Linked DNA regions of Homo sapiens: region 2 is linked to region 1. A link is a contact called in ENCODE Hi-C or POLR2A ChIA-PET data. All regions are on one chromosome and are shown on one strand. Each heading gives the region's core, a stretch centred on a gene start or an enhancer-like site at or near the end of the contact. The rest is flanking DNA. Distances are from core to core; before and after follow the strand shown. Region 1 has its middle 66 kb from the start of LINC02424. Region 2 holds the start of LINC02424 (long intergenic non-protein coding RNA 2424).

The links. Hi-C counts contacts between places; a loop is a spot of excess contacts on that map. ChIA-PET counts read pairs that join two places held with the same protein, here RNA polymerase II (POLR2A). Pooled maps may share reads with other maps.
Region 2: a map of posterior cingulate gyrus shows a loop between it and region 1 (4-fold over the local background). The contact joins the promoter of LINC02424 here to the enhancer-like site in region 1. A Hi-C loop is called at or near these places in 1 of 168 maps with a recorded cell type or tissue (posterior cingulate gyrus) and 1 of 50 pooled maps. POLR2A ChIA-PET finds 5 or more read pairs at or near these places in 2 of 52 experiments (H1 and OCI-LY7).

Annotation. Positions count from the first base shown.
Region 1 is chr12:78,291,905-78,294,604 of GRCh38, forward strand. No RefSeq gene overlaps it. Among named protein-coding and RNA genes, the nearest start is that of LINC02424, 66 kb to the right of the region's middle. Within about 2 kb of position 1,292, at least 4 of the 41 ENCODE cell types and tissues checked have a DNase peak (open chromatin) inside an H3K27ac peak, as active enhancers do.
Region 2 is chr12:78,358,367-78,361,066 of GRCh38, forward strand. LINC02424 (long intergenic non-protein coding RNA 2424) reads right to left here and starts at 1,380. Exons shown (of 2, transcript NR_135021.1): 1 at 814-1,380.

The DNA of each region.
Region 1 (2,700 bases), core at 42-2,541:
CCACCAATTTCTATTTTTTTGTCCTTACATAAAGATGTATAGAATATATTTATAGAAAACTTGGTGTTTAAATTTTAACACATGTAAGTTGAGATTTTATTAATTTAGAATATATTGTCTTTCATATAGCACTTAACAGGAAGCTTAATTTTGCAATTTGTGATTACAAGTTTGGTACACAAAATGAATGCCACAGGGTAGATTGACAAGAAAATATTCTAAAATAATTAAAATATAAAGATGCTTTTGGAGATCCTTGTGAACTTTGTAAGCATCAAGTACTTATATATAATTTATTTCCTAATTATAAACCATTTTCCTATTCACACAAATACATCTAAAAACCTATAATAGACCGTGTTAACCTTCCTTTAAGGTATAATTTTTTGATATATGTGAAAATTCTGACATTTCTCCTATTTGGATTAATCTTCCTCACTGAGCATCCCACTGATTAGTCTATCTAGAACCAAATTTGAAACTTACTTTGATGTTTTGTGAGGACGACTTGGCCCAGATGAAAACCAAAACTAAGAAACTGTCAATTTAGGTTTGTTTTTGTTCCCCCTGAGAAAATTTCTTTGACTATGACAGTGATAGTTTATATTGTCTGGTGTGCATTTTAATTGTCCTTATGTAACACCATACAGACCCTAGAGGACTCTATTTAGGCAGTATCAAGGCTTGAATCAGATCCTCCATTTGCCAGAACTTTGATTACCCTCTAATCCACATGAAGGCAGGATCTGATAAAATGGAATCTGTGTTCTTAAAATTCAAAACTTCATTCATATAAGGAGGGCCATAAACAACCAGAAGAGATATAGATTTATGTAGGGGATGAGCATTATGTAGGCCAGGGGTCCCCAACCCCTGGGTCATGGCTTGTTAGGAATTAGGGCTGCACAGTAGGATGTGAGCTGTGCTTGAGTGAGCAAAGCTTCATCTGTATTTATAGCCATTTCCCATTACTTGCATTGCTGCCCGAGCTCTTCCTTCTGCCAGATCAGTGGTGGCATTAGATTCTCATGGGAGTGTGAACCCTATTCTGAACTGTGCATGTGAGGGGTCTAGGTTGCCTGCTTCCTATGAGAATGTAATGCCTGATAATCTGTCATTGTCTCCCATCACCCCCACTTTGGGACTGTCTAGTTGTCTAGTTGCTGGAAAACAAGCTCAGGGCTTCTACTGATTCTATGTGATGATGAGTTGCATAATTATCTTATTATATATCACAGTGTAATAATAGAAATAAAGTGCATAACAAATGTAATGTGCTTGAGTCATTCTGAAACTATCCCCTGCCACACCCATCCATGTAAACATCCTCTTCCATGAAACTGGTCCCTGGTGCCAAAAAGGATAGGGACCTCTGACCTAGATTGTAATGTGGCCTCTAGACCCTAGGCAATGCTGGTCCTTAGATCAAGTGGCTTCCAGGTAAAAACCACCTTGTACTAGAATTCTTCACTGGAAGAGTTTCAGCTTATATATTTTTTCCCCTGCAGAGTTACCTTTTGCCTCTCCCATCTCCCTGACAACTATTTCAATTGCTTTTGGACATCCTGGTTAAAGTTTATATAACTCACTAATGCGAGTGCTGGTATGTTACAAAGTCTACCTAAAACAAACAAACTCAACAGATAAATTATAGGTGAATGAAGGAATACTTGTTGTATTTGTAAAAAGGTTTCACTACAGGATTTCTCTAAATATTTCTCTAAGGCAATTGGAATAATTCAATTAACTTAAAAAGACTTTCAGAAGGATATCCATAGTTAGTTGTAGTTAATTCTTTTCATGTTGATATTAGCACAGTGGTGATATTTTGAAATACCATTAAAACTAAGTGAGAGCTTTCCAAGTCCTCTCAATGTTTATAATTTGTCAGAATTAGATATTTCATGCAATTACTCAAAATTGTTCATGAGTATCTACCAAAAAACAGTGACAGAATACAAAACAATATGCCAACATTAACTAACATTTTTGTAGTATTTTATGTATTATTTTCACATGCAATAACTTGACCTCTTAGAAATATATATTTATATATATTTATATATGTATATATATTTTTATATATAGTATAAATATATATTTATACATATTTATATACATATATAAATATATATTTATACTATATATAAATATACATATATTTTTATATATATATAAATATACATGTATACATGTATATACATGTATATTTATATATATATAAATATACATGTACATTTATATGCATATAAATATACATATACATGTATATGTATATAAATATACATATACATGTATATGTATATAAATATACATATACATGTATATGTATATAAATATACATATACATGTATATGTATATAAATATACATATACATGTATATGTATATAAATATATACATAAATATACGTATATATTTATATATATAGAGAGATATATAGAGATAGATAGATTAGAATATTTTTGGTAGAAGTGGGTTTTCGCCATGTTGGCCAGGCTGGATTTGAATTCCTGTGCTCCAGCAATTCATCCGCCTAAGCCTCCCAAAGTGCTAGGATGACAGGTGTGAACCACTGCACCCAGCTGATTTCAGGTATATTAAAAACTTGTAAGTTAATATTGACTTTTGGCAGAATTTTAGGAAAGACTGTTAAACATACTTTTCATATAAGTTAAGATGGCTATAAGTAATAGAAATA
Region 2 (2,700 bases), core at 130-2,629, 67 kb after region 1:
TTTTACTTCTGTACACCTTATGAACAGAAACAGTGATGGTCTTTGTTCTAGATAATATTTTCAAGGATATTTTTATAACAGTCTTGGAAGATAGATATGGTCTTTTGTACTGTTTATAGGGAAAAATGTGTTTCTCCAGGGCAAACGGCAGTTATGCCCATTGCACATTATAAAACAATTAGATTCCTTAAATTCAGTGTTCTTCTCCTGTAACAGAGCCGATGGCATGTGCAGGTGTCATCCACCCCCTTTTCATGTCACCTATGGTATTTGGGGCCTGAGGAACTCATATAAGAAAAATGATACATACTAGCTATTGCTATTTTGTAAGTAATAAACTGTCATTTGTCCCTGACCCAGGAGTCTCATGGTTCTGCCAGCATCCATGGCAGACAACCTGTTAGGTTGCCAATAGGGTAAAACCCAAGTTTTTGACATTTGAAATAGAGACAATAGAATGTGTTTAGAAGGAACAGAAACTTTAGAATCAGACCATTTCACATTCAAATTTGATCTCTGCCTCTATGTGATCATAGATAAGACTAAAAACTTTTCTAAGTCCCAATTTTCTCATCTGCAAAATGGAGGATAATGCCTAACTTTTGATATTTATGAGACTATTAACAGAAAGCACAAGTAACATGCTGACATTTTGCCTGGCACATACAAAAATATAATTAATGCCTATCTTTGTCTTTCCTTCTTTTTTTCTTCCCCAAATCTATGTTAGTAATTCTACTCAGGAATATCAATCAGCAGAAGATTAACTTGCAATTTATAAAAGCAATTATTTTGTATTAGTCTCTTTCTCACCTGACATGATGGTCAGCCAAGATCTGCAGCTGCACTGCCTGGCAGGTGAGACTGTAGCCTGGTCATCTAATCTGTTACGAGCTTTCTAATCATTAATGAATCAAGTCCAGAAATGCTCCTTTATAGTATTAATATCATTGGCAAAAGTGTCTGGAGAGAAATGATCAGGCAGCATCTTAGTAAAGCTACTCTGGCAAGTGGAAGATAGGAAGGAAGAATGTATTTGCTCTTTTCGTTTTCTTTTTTCTATTTTTTCCCACCTCTGCCTAGGGGTTTTCTTATCTTAGGTCTCTGACCTTACTCCAAAATTTATCTGAGACAAATTTCTCAGCAAAACTGTCTGAAGCAATTTTCGCTTTCTCTTCTGTCTCATCATTTTCAAAAGACCTGGATATGGTTCAAATGATTCTTCCATCTGTTTCTTCTAATTCCTTGACCTCAATCCTTTTCCTTAGAGTTATATCTCCCTTGAACACTCATTACTGCCTGGGAGCTGACTCAAGGTTGCTTCCCTCCCTCTGAGTTGGTGATGGTGCTGTGCCAGATTCTCCTGAGAGCAGGGAGCTTGTGTGAGTTCTGTTCTGATATTTTCCAGGCAACCATTTGTGACTCTGTCTGGTCTTAGTCCCAGAATTCCATGTGTTCACAGGCCAGTTTATGTGATTTGCCTTCTAGAACAAGGCTGGGGCATATTATGTTGAGAAAAAAGTGATAACAGAAAAAAAATGTATCAATAGGAAGATAGTCAATTATATAATATGCCCCTAATGCTAGATGTTTGTTGTTGTTTTCTCAGTCTATTGCTATTATAAAGAAAGTATTATAATGAATTCACATTTACATATATCATACTGTATACATGCATGTAAATTAGCAGAATAAATTCTCAGAAGTAGAGACTAATAAATCAACAGTGAAGGCATTTTTATTTTAATGGTCATTCTCAAGTTGCCTCCACAGGGTCTCACTATTTTACACCCAATAGCAACATATTAGAGAAGTTATTTTTTTTCACAAACTTGCCAATAGAGTTGTAAATTTTACGTTCTTGTCATGTATATTATAGGTTAAAAATTATATCTTGGTGTAGTTTTGGGTTTGTTATTCCTTTGTTCTGATCCCAAAATCAGATTTATTTTGAGAGACATTGACTATGCTTTCATATATTTAAGGGACATCTGTTTTTTTTTTTCTTTTAACTTATAAACATCAGGTTCATATTTGTCCATTTTTCTGTTGGGTGCCGGTTTTCTACTACTTAGTTTTAAGGAGCTTCCATATATTCTCTCTGTGATGTACATGATTTGAGAGTTTTGTAATTTGCTTTGGATTATAGTGTTTTAAATAATACAAAAGTTTTGTATGTCTTGTCTATATCTGTTGATGAAGTTGAATTTATAAAACTTTTAATGAATTCTGGATTTGAGGTCATAATTTGAAAGGCCTTCTCTCCTCCAGCACTATAAAGGTATGACCTTGTATTTTCTTCTAGTATTTATATGGTCTTGTTTTCTCCTTCAAACTTAATTACCACCTGTCCTGTTGTCTGTAACAATGTGACAGTCCTGTGCTGACTAAATTTGGGATCTCAGGGAGAAAAGAGTAAATACATAGTATAGAATAAAAATAATAAACATCTGAGTTCATGAATTTATTATTTTCAGTTTTTTCTTTGGTAAAATAAGGCTTCAACATGTTATGAAAATGAAGGATAATTTCTTGTTGAATTTTTGGATAATTTGTGAGAAAGTACAAATATTTTTGGAAGAGTAGATTATATGACTAGTGTCCTTGGTTTCTTCAAGACAGCCTTTTTTTTTTTTTTTTTTGGTGAAAGGCATAGCAGTCTACTTTCAGACAAGAAAAGACTAGAAAATATTAACCCCA